2 separate regions of the Mus musculus genome follow, and region 1 is linked to region 2. The links are chromatin contacts, found by Hi-C or POLR2A ChIA-PET in ENCODE. All regions are on one chromosome and are shown on one strand. Each heading gives the region's core, a stretch centred on a gene start or an enhancer-like site at or near the end of the contact. The rest is flanking DNA. Distances are from core to core; before and after follow the strand shown.

What was found. Hi-C counts contacts between places; a loop is a spot of excess contacts on that map. ChIA-PET counts read pairs that join two places held with the same protein, here RNA polymerase II (POLR2A).
Region 1: a map of heart shows a loop between it and region 2 (9-fold over the local background). The contact joins the promoter of Bcl2 here to the promoter of Kdsr in region 2. A Hi-C loop is called at or near these places in 4 of 37 maps with a recorded cell type or tissue (heart and left cerebral cortex). POLR2A ChIA-PET finds 5 or more read pairs at or near these places in 3 of 5 experiments (Patski and embryonic stem cell).

Annotation. Positions count from the first base shown.
Region 1 is chr1:106,711,817-106,717,439 of GRCm38, forward strand. Bcl2 (B cell leukemia/lymphoma 2) reads right to left here and starts at 2,474. Exons shown (of 2, transcript NM_009741.5): 1 at 489-2,474. The coding sequence starts at 1,064.
Region 2 is chr1:106,755,613-106,761,524 of GRCm38, forward strand. Kdsr (3-ketodihydrosphingosine reductase) reads right to left here and starts at 4,130. Exons shown (of 10, transcript NM_027534.2): 1 at 3,932-4,130. The coding sequence starts at 4,039.

The DNA of each region.
Region 1 (5,623 bases), core at 1,224-3,723, 45 kb before region 2:
TTGTTTTTCTTTGGGAAAATGTTCCCAAGTGAGTTAGAAAAGGTTTGCCTGCGTCCTCTGGTGGAGCCTGCATGTCTAGATGGACCTTTTAAAGTTTGTTAGTCCACCAGAGGAGCTAAAGATGCATAGGTCAAGAGGGAGTGTTGGAGGTCTGGTGCTTACACAGGACCCAGAACATCTGCAGCAAGCTACTCAGACGAACTAACTCTGAGAGTTACTGGAGGGATGCTATTATCTCCAGATCCTACTGGATCAAAAATGCTGGATTCTTGCTCCCTCACAGCCAGCGGGCAGGAGTTAACACAGTGTTGGCAGGGTGTGATGTACCCAGAGGAAGAGAGTGAGAGGTCAGGGGAGCAAAGCTACAAACTCGACTTTATTTCATCTGCTCAATGGCCCATTTTGACCCAGAATCCACTCACACCCCAACCTGCGCATCTTGGCCTTGAGATCAAAGCCCAGACTCATTCAACCAGACATGCACCTACCCAGCCTCCGTTATCCTGGATCCAGGTGTGCAGATGCCGGTTCAGGTACTCAGTCATCCACAGGGCGATGTTGTCCACCAGGGGTGACATCTCCCTGTTGACGCTCTCCACACACATGACCCCACCGAACTCAAAGAAGGCCACAATCCTCCCCCAGTTCACCCCATCCCTGAAGAGTTCCTCCACCACCGTGGCAAAGCGTCCCCTCGCGGTGAAGGGCGTCAGGTGCAGCTGACTGGACATCTCTGCGAAGTCACGACGGTAGCGACGAGAGAAGTCATCCCCAGCCCGGCGGAGGGTCAGATGGACCACAGGTGGCACAGGGCTGAGCGCAGGCCCAGCGGTGGCAACGAGGGGCCTGAGAGGAGACGTCCTGGCAGCCATGTCCCGGTGCACAGCGGGCATTGGGTTGCTCTCAGGCTGGAAGGAGAAGATGCCAGGGGTGGGGGCAGCCCCCAGGGGCGCCGCGTCCGCATCTCCAGCATCCCACTCGTAGCCCCTCTGTGACAGCTTATAATGTATGTACTTCATCACGATCTCCCGGTTATCATACCCTGTTCTCCCGGCTTGCGCCATCCTTCCCCGAAAAGAAGCTGCAGGTACCAATGGCACTTCAAGTCCCGACTCCCGCCCCACGGCCCCGAAAGAAAAAAAAAAAAAAAAGAATAGTTATAATCCAGCTCTTTTATTGGATGTGCTTTGCATTCTTGGATGAAGGGGTGTCTTTAGTTACACCGAACACTTGATTCTGGTGTTTCCCCGTTGGCATGAGATGCAGGAAATTTTTATTCAAATTCCTTTCTGCTTTTTATTTCATGAGGTACATTATTTATTAAGCTTTGTTAATATCAGTCTACTTCCTCCGCAATGCTGAAAGGTGAAGAGGCGGGACGACCTAGGAAGTTAAAATCAGGTGTGTTTTCCTTTATATATTTAGGGTAAGAAAGGTATATCCGCTACAAGTTACACGTTTAAAAATGCATTAAACTGTCTGGAAATGAAATTTGCTTGAATGCACTTGAAGTAAAAAAATATTTCAAACGCGTCCATGGAAAGTTATATTAAACAAAATTCCTGTGCAAAGAACTTACTGTATTTTCTAAGGACGGCATGATCTTCTGTCAAGTTTACCCTTTTTTGGTAAAACCCAAACAAATACATAAGGCAACCACACCATCGATCTTCAGAAGTCTCCTTGTATAAGCTTCTTTACAACTTGCAATGAATCGGGAGTTGGGGTCTGGGGGCTAGGTGGAGGAAAAATCAGGAGGGTTTCCAGATTGGGTCCTCACACTCCGGCTTCACTGAGAATGTCAATCCGTAGGAATCCCAACCAGAGATCTCAAGAGCACCGCAGCGGGGCAAAAAGGCAGCGGCGGCGGCGGCAGATGAATTACAATTTTTCAGTCCAGCATTTGCAGAAGTCCTGTGATTCTCCCTTCTTCTCGGCAATTTACACTTGCACACACACGCTGGAGCGCAGGCATGGATCCGTATCCACCGGACCGCTTCAGACCTCCAGGGCAGAGAGACACGCCAAGGGGACGATGGAGGAGCTGGGGGACCGGGACCGGAATCCTCTTCTGATTAAACTCCGAAGGGCCAACGCGCTTTCCGAAACGGGAAAAAAAGCAGCTTGCTAAATGCAGGCACGGACGCGCTGGGGCCGCGGGTGCCCAAGGAGCAGCCCGCGCACTGTGTGTGGTGCGCTGCGGGAGAAGGAGGTGGTGGGGGAGGGTTTGCCCCCCCTCTTTTTCCTAAAAAGGATGACTGCTACGAAGTCCCCCCCTGGTCCCCTCTTCCGCTGCACCCCACCGGCGCACCCCGCCTCCGGGCTGCGCACCCTTTCTCCTCCTCCGCTGCGGGCGGCGCTGGCGGCCGCCTCCTCGTGCTTGCGCCGCGCAGCCCGTTCCACGGTGACGGCTGCGGCTGGGGAGGGCCTGGGCACCTCGGTGTTGGCGGCGGCGGCTCGGCGGGGACCCGGACGCGGGGCGGGAGGACGGGCCGGGGAGGAAGGGGGCGGGCGCGGGGCGGGGGGCCCGGCCTCTTACTTCATTCTCCGCCGGAGCGCCTGGTTTCCTGTACGTACGTCACCGTTCATTCAAAAAAAAGAAGAAAGAAAGCCCTCCTCTGAGCGCCCGCCCGCCGCCTCCTCCCGCCGCCCGCCAGCCGCCCGGGTTAAAGGCGCCGCGGCCGCCCCGGGGAGCGCGCGCCCGGCCGCGGCCGCTGGCCTGGGTGGCGGCCACCCGCGGGCTACGCTGGGCCCCGGACCGTGGGTGGCGCGGGCCTCCCGGGCGGCAGTGGCTCAGTGGGCGTGTGAGGGGCCTCCTCGGGCCTGCGGGGCTGGCTGCTGGCTGGACGTGCCTATAGCCAGGGCCAGGCTGTGGCGAGGCACCTGGATCTTTTCTAACAGGATGGGCACAATTGCATGGATCTTTTTCAACGTGTACAGTGTGCACGACCGCATGGACTTTTTCTATGTAGCATGTGCAGGTCACATGGACCCTTTCTAACCGCGTGCATGGAATGTGCACAATCCAATGGACCCTTTCTAACCACACATAAAGTGTGTACACAGTCGCTCTGTGTGTGTGTGTGTGTGTAGTGCAGTGTATCTACAATCATGTGGACCCTTTAAACAGTGTAGTGTATACAACCACATATAGTGTATAAAATCAAACAGACCCTCAGCTAACCATGTGAACCCCCAAACACTATGTTATCAGCTCTCAGCAGCCAGAGAGATTACCGAGACATATATTGACTCCTAAGTAGTGAGTAGTACCAATATGCTACCCTTGGGTGAAGAGAGGCAACTCCCAACACAGTCTCCAGGATATTAATTACAAATGAAAATACTTAGAATAACAACGTTAGCATGCTTGTTTCTAGGCCCTTTTGTCCAGACACCACAAGCTGTGTAACTTAGAACAGGTCTGAGTACTCCTCTGCTCTGAAGAGCATGATGTGATGTCCACAACCAGCAAGGGATGTGCCTCAGAGGCTGGTCTTTCCTCATCTCTTCTTAGTCAGACAGTGGCAGACTGATGGCAGTCGCTGATGCTCTTGGCTTGTTAAAGAATAGTCAAAGTGGTATGCGGAGTTACTTTGGAGGTGTCCAAGCAGATACCACATGAGCACCCAGGCGCTTTTAGCCTCTATCCAGGCATACCCAACTTGGTGACCAAGGCCAGACCTAACTCGCAGTGGGCCAGTGAAGAGAGGAGAAGAGAACAGCAGAAGTTTGAGTTTCAGGGACAGTTTTTCCTCTGCTCCTAACGCTCCCAGCACTGGGCTGGGGCTGGACCTCAGGGAGTGATACCTGCCACCTTTCAAGGCCATGACCCTAACACGGCATAGGTACGGTTTTGGATATCCTCAGCTCTGACCAGCATGCAACCTGAGACGGCTTCAGAAGATGCAGCCATACAGATAATGTGTCTATGTACCCACAGACACACAGTGCCACTGTCACTTGTATGAACCCAGACAGAAACAATCAAGCTGAGAGATAGATACATAAAACACCAAGAAAAACTGTGCTATGTGATAACTATGTTATCAGCTCTCAGCAGCCAGAGAGATTACTGAGACATATATTGACTCCTAAGTAGTGAGTAGTACCAATATGCTACCCTTGGGTGAAGAGTGGCAACTCCCAACAGTCTCCAGGATATTAATTACAAATTAAAATACTAATGAAAACTCGTGGTTGGTGAGATGGCTCAGCGGTTAAGAACACCGACTGTTCTTCCGAAGGTCCTGAGTTCAAGTGTCAGCAACCACATAGTGGCTCACAGCCATCTGTAATGGGATCTGATGCCCTCTTCTGGTGTGTCTGAAGACAGTGACAGTGTACTCACATACATTAAATTAATAAGTAAATAAGTAAGCTGTTCGTTCACAGGCTAGCAGGTTGCCACATCGGGCTTAAGAACAGAGCACATGTGCAGGGTGGACAAGTCCCACAGGCTTGCTGGATTACTGTGGGAACAGCACATTCAGTCACTATCTTTACCTCATTCCAAGTTTAAAAGGGTGTATTTTGTGTGTACATGGTGTGGGTTGGTGGAGTACATGCCATGGCATGGATTGTCATTGGACAGCACCGTGGAGCCATTCTCCCCTTCCACCTTTATTTATTTGAGGCAGGGTCTCATGTAGCCCAGGGTGGCCTTCAATTTGCTGTGTAACAAAGGATAAATGTAATGATTTTCCAGCCTCTATTTCCAGAGTGCCAGGATCATAGGCATGCATAATGACCCATTTGTGTGGTGTCCGGGATTGAAATTAGGGCTTTATGCACACTAGGCAAGTATTGTACAACTGAGCTACAAAAAGCATCTATTAATATATATGCACACATGCACGCGCGCGCGCGCGCACACACACACACACACACACACACACACACACACAGTACTTTTTTTTTTGCTTTTTTACTTCTTCTCACCCTGTTAGCCATGAGACCACTCTCTGTCCTGTGAGAATGGGTGCCTTCCTAGGAGTCTGTTACTAAAGGGATGAAGGGAACCTCTCCTTCACAGCTCTCTGATGGCACTGAGAGTGCTGGAGAGGTGGCCTGCACTGGGGGGAGGCACTGAGGTATGTGTTCACAGAAATGGAACTAGCACTGATGGTAAAAAGACCGCTCAGGGATCCTCCTAGGACCATGTCTTAACCTCCCACATTACTTCAGAGGAATCCAAAGACTTTGCATGTTTAATGCCCTGCACTGGGCTGGAGAAACAAGAGGGCAGGAATGGGGTGGGCAGGAGTCACGGTGTCCTTCTGCAATAGGAACAGCCAGGATGGAAGCATTCCCTACTTCCAGACACAGAAATGCTCCCTCATTTTTCCTTAAGGGTCTTCCCAGACCCTTCTGTGGCATCTTGGCCCTGACCAACTTGGCTTGGGGACAAATAACTTCTGGACCAATGTACGGTGGCCTTTCACTTCCCAAGGTGGCTTCTACCTCTACCGAGTCCAGGGGCCAGCCTTTGGTGCCTCTGGTGGGTAGCATCCAGCCAGAAGGGAAAAGGGCCAGCCACAGAGAAAGCCGACATAACAAGGGTCTGAAAGGCCCTTCATCCTCTGCTGAACAGAAAGCTTTCCTTGTGAGGTCCGCCACCTGC
Region 2 (5,912 bases), core at 2,880-5,379:
ACTTGTGTTGGGAGTAGTAAGGGTGTAGCTCAGTGCAGGTACCTGCCTAGGATTCATGAGGCCCCAGGTTGGATCTCCAGTACTGCATAGGACTATGACATAATTCTGAGTTTTAAAAATTCCCCAGGAGCGTGTCTGCAGGGGATGAGGAGGTCAAGGTTGAAGTCGTTCAATCTCACGGACAGTTTCATGGTATTGGCTAGGACTACATGGGGCTCTGTCTCAGGAACAAAGCGTCTCCAAGAACCACAACCTCCTCATACCACATTTGTCACCTGGAATGCAGTGTAAGCATCAAAGATTATACTCTCAGCAGAGCCTCCTAGCCTCCAAGCCCCCCCCCCCCCCCCCCCCCCCGTGCTGAGCTATAAACTATTCATCTAAAATCGTTTCAGGTCACCAAAGGAAACGTGCCCTACAATTTTAGCTAAGAAATAATACATTAGTGCTGCTGACTACAAACACAAACGAATCTCATTTCCTTCCAGCACATCTATGTAAGTCTAAGTCTATGTAAAAACGTGAGAGAGAGAAAGAAAGAATATCCTTTCAACGTTGAAAACTACAAGGCTTCACAATACTGTATTTAAAGAGCTCCATCCAGGCCAGGCATAGTAGTGATGGCATACACCTTAATATTAGAACTCAGGAGGCAGAGGCAGGCTATCTGTCCGAATCCAAGCCATTCTGGCCCACACAGTAAATTCCAAGCCAGCATGGCTATACGGTAAGACCCTGTATCAAAAGCAAAACAAAAATCTCTCCTGTCAAAACCTAGCTCCTTTCCAGTCAGACATTTGGATTACTTTGAATATTTTGCTACTCTAAAGCCATGCAGAAAGAACATCTCCCACACTGTAATGTTCGTATTGCCATGAAACCCTCCAAGCATAGATGTGTCTCTCTGTGTTCTTGAGAATATGTCACTTCCCTGTAGTCTCACCTTGGATCTAATGGAGAGGTTTGCTTGGGAGATCATTAACCAAATGTCTGCTGAGGATGACTATAGAAGGATACACGTTGCCTTGGCTGAGTGTTATCTCCGTGGCTTCTGATATCAGGCTATCTTACGGGCTGTTCTGGTTTATGAACTTTTACTCCTCATAGTACTTGTCAGAGCCTCTAAAACATTTCCTCACATGCTTTATAATGCTGCCTTAAGCTGTTTATCTTCCCCGGATCACACATCCCCCCACACAGTTCCCCCACGCCCTATGGGAACCTTTCCTGAACACATCAGTCAGTCAGTCCTCCTGGCTGGTCACCATGTAGTCTGCACTCACTTTGGATATATCTTGGCTCCCTGGCTGAACTCATGGCTCCTATGGACCAATACCAAGCCAGCCTGTCTCACTCATCACAGACCATGCCAGGCCCCTGCACAAGCAGGCACTCAATAAATACTTTCCTCAGTTTGCAGAATGTTCTCCTATGTCATTTCCATGAAAACAAAAAACCAAAACAAAACAAAACGTCAAAGCTCACAAATAAAAGTCTCCCTATTTATTGTTCAGAAAGCTGATGGAGTTAGGAATGAGGTTACTGAGACATCTTTTATGCTCTGATGTATTATGTGAACAAAAGCCAGGGCGGGTTTCAGGAAAGCAAACAGTGTCACTTTCTCACATTGGGAGTGAGACCTGGTTTTCAGATCAAGGTGCATTCAAAGGGATCTAGCCAACGCAGCTAAGTCTTGAGTGGCATATAAGAATACAGTTAGGCTAATTCTGGAATATGTTCTTCTGGATGCTCTAAGAACTGGCGTGGGTTTTTCACAATGGCCGAGAAAACGTTAAATGTATACTATATCTAAACAGAGGGCCCCGAAGATAACCATTTACTTTCCCTTCCTTGACCACTCCTTGTTACTGATCACTACAAATACCATTTAAACGATACTGTCTCTTTAAGCGCAGCATACAGGCCCTACTAAGGGCACCAGCAACTTTCCTGCTGCTAGGAGCACTACTCTCAGTCATCCAGAAGGAGGGACACTGAACAATCATCTACTGGATGAGAAGACCAGCAAAGCTTTGCTGCTGTGATCAGACACCACAGCACCAGCGTATGTGAACTGCTCTAAAAACAAAGAGCTTGGCTCACTCTCCTGATCCCAGATCACAACTAAATCACATTTTACTCTTCAGATATTAAAAAAGGCAGATAGGGACACCATATGAATAAGCCATGCTATGTTGTTTATACCAGTAAACATACATACATGCATAGCGGTAATTATTTTTTATTGTATTAAAGCAGGATCCTGGGAGGGCTGGGAAGTGAGTGTTTTGGAGTGCATTATGTAAAGTTCCCAAAGAATCAATAAAAATATGTTGGGAAAAAGAATGCGTCTATTGAAACAGCCCTAACCTCCTCTGTGAAAGAGCCGGGGACTGGGGACACAAGAACAAGTACCAAGGGTAGTTGTGAGTACCTTGTAGTTGTCGAATTAGTTTTCATTCTGACTTTGGCTCTCCTCCCTTGCCCCACAGCTGAGCTATACAAGCACAAGTTGATTCAGCGTTGTGTATGTAGGTGCACCTGTGCAGAGGCTGGCAGTGTCTGGCATTTCAGTCACCCTGCACCTTAATTTTTGCGACAAGGCTTCTCCCTGAACCTGAAGATCATTCGTGCGTCTAGGCAAACTATCCAGTGAGCTCCAGGGATCCACAGGTTGTGGCCCCAGTGCTGAAGTTAGAGGCATAGGCCCAGTGAGCATGTGGGTGCTAGGGACCCTAACTCAGGGCATGATGCACGGCAAGCACTTTACCAACTGAGCCATTTCCTCAGCCGGCAAGTTCAACTGCTTTAGTCACGATTTTGTGGATGTAAAACTTTAGCAACTTGGCATGATTGTAAACTTTGGCTTTTTCTAATAACTCTTTCCACATCATGCATAGCAGCAGCTGGGAATAAATCAGTAATTTTACAAAAGACAAATTAATGGAAACACATGTTGTCATCCAGAAATTCTTGTTTGGGATAAATCATACTAAGATAACCACTCTATCCTGTAACAACGCAGTGGGGACTTACTTGGATGCACTCATGTAAGTCACCTAAGGGCACCAAGGAGATTCGTGCTGCCGGTTTGGATACTAGCTGTCCTTATTCGCAACTCCTCGCCTCACTGTGCCTCGGGTTTTGGGTCTATATAGGACACCGAGGAGAAATGCCAGAGTTGAGGCTCTGAGCTGTGGGGGCGGGGTGGAGGCATAGCCAAGCCTGCACATAGGAACGTGCGAGCTTCCGGACTTTAACAAACCAAACCACTCATATCTCCTTCCATCTTAAGCTTCTAATCAAGCTGGTTAGCTCTTCCTTCTGACGCCAGAAAGGACTGCACTTGAGCAGTACTCAGCAGACCCTGGCTGAGTTCAGAGACAAGCCTGCTGGCCAAACCTGCCAGGCCACCCCTCAGGTGTATCACTTCCTAGAAGCCTCTGGGGGCTCTTTGTCACTTGCACACGACACCCTACAGTCTCAGCTGCCTGGGCCAGCCCCAGAGGCCCAGACCCCCTCCTTGCTGTGGGCTCCTTAGGATTCCCTGGCTGTGGCTACTCCCATCCGGGTTTGCGCCCTTATCCTGCTAGTCACCGACTGCCGTGTCCTTGGCAAAGTTTCTCAGTCTCTCTGTTGACTCATTGGGGAAACTGAAGATCCAAACAGTGGCAGACAGGGATGCTCCGGGGATCAGCGAGCAGCAGAGCCCCTGAGTCCTGGAAACTAGGCTGGCGCCTTCTCCACGACACTGCCCTGTAGCCCGGCGCCTTGGAGGGCGGGTTCCTGAGGTCCGACAGGGCAGGGCAATGCCGGGGCTAAGGCAGTAGGTAACCCGCCCCACTCAACCGTTCCTTTCCGGGACCGTGGTCTCGTTGGCCCAAGCCGGCCAAGCAGTCCTGGGCAAGCTCAGCAACAGGAGGCCACTCACCACTACGTGCGCGCCGGGCAGCGCGAGGGGCTTGGGACTGATGAGCGGCGACACCATGTAGAGGAGCAGCACGAAGGCCACGAGGCCGGCAGCGGCCAACAGCAACATCTCTGCCGAGCGACTACTGGGAGATCACATGCACCAGCAGCCGGGAGTGTTTGGGTTTGCGAGCGAGGGCGGGACGGCGGCGAAGGGAAGAGGAGGAGCCTGGGCGGGGCGGTCTCCGCTGTCGGACTAGCTCCTGGGCCCGCGCCCCCTTCAGCTTCAGGCTGCGGCTGCGCAGGCTGTGCGTGCGTAGGCTCCGGGTACTTGGCCTCCCCGTTGGCCCGCCCGCCAACGTCGTGGGAGGCTTGCAAACGGTGGCTTTTGGATCCACGGATTTTGTTCTGTGCCTAAGTCCTGGTATTCTTCTTTGAAATCACAGATTCCAGTTCGTGTATTTATGGCTCACTCAGAAAATGGTCACCGCTCCCTTTCGCTTTGAGCGTTGACTTGGATTTCTGATAATTGAATTTCGCTGAAAACTGTACATACATCCTGTAACCAAAGCAGATGCAAACGCGGAGGCGCGGGGAGCCACCGTTGTAGAGATTTAATTCCAACATCTGGTCCACCGACTTAAAATAGTTTTAGTTTAGTGTCTAAACTATCGCCACAGTCTTTTGTCGCCCTACACAGCAACCCTATAGTCATTAACAGTCACAGTTCAGTTTCTCTCTCTCTCTCTCTGTATAGCCCTGGCTGTCCTGGAACTCACTTTGTAGACCAGGCTGGCCACGAACTCAGAAATCCACCTGCCTCTGCCTCCCGAGTGCTGGGATTAAACGCGTGCACCACAACGCCCAGCTCATTTTCTCTTAAATGGTGCAGTTATAGGCAATCACAAAGCTCTCTGGACTTGTCTATTCATACAAGTGGAGTTCTAATAATATGCCCTCTGCAGTGCCTAGCTTCTTTGACTTAGCATACTAAGATTCTTCCATACTGTACCTATCAGTATTTAATTTCTTTTTATTGTTGATAATATCCTAGTGTAGGCTAGATTATTTTTTCACTCATCACTTTTTGATCAAAACAATAACAAAAGAAAAAAAAAGCTACTGGATCCAAAAGGAAGGAAGGTCTTTTGCTAGAAAGCTTTAAGTCCTGTGCTAGATCCCTCTGGCCCCACAAGGTAGGTTGTCCTCTGACCTCTACTAGTATGTCTTGGCGTTCACCATCACACTCACTGAATACATTTTTGGTAAGGTCATGTATGGCCAGCCTCCTTTAAACAAAGCCATTCCTATTAAACCTCCCCAAAGCAAAGAAAGAACTTACTTTCTGGATTAGGATGATATAAAGCTAACATCTAGCCTTTGGCCAAAGCTCATTTGAGCAAAACAAACCTCCAACACTTGGAGGGTTCACTGGGTAGCCAGAGATTTTAAACTCTATTTCTCAATATAGCTGGCTATCCATATTGTATTATAATCGTAACAAAGAACAACCTGTGCTATTGTGTCACAGTAAGGTATTAAATCCCAAATCTATGTACTTTCACATATAAGCTTTTGAGTGTGCATGCTTTGGCTCTCTCATCGCTGGCCCTCAAGCCACTCTGCAACAGCATTTGAAGGGCTCTGCCAGACCATTTTCTTAAGTAGTAGCATAACTTTTCACTCAGCTAGGTCAACTCCAGACTTTCAAACCCTCTACTCCAAAACTCTTTTCCTCAGGATTATTAAAACCTTTCCATAGTGGGTTTTGTTTTTTTGGTAAATATTTTTCCTTTTTTTTTTTTTTATTTAAAGAAATGTAGTTGTGGTTACAAACAGCAAAAGGAATTAATCTTTTTCTTTTATTGATCTGTGCCCAGTGTTAGTTCATAGATGTGAGGGAACAATTCCCAGGACCTGTAAAACTAGGTGGAAGTTGAAGGGCTCCCAACCCCTCTGGTTGAAGGGAAGTTTGTTGGATGGACTCGTAGTGCTCCAGAAAA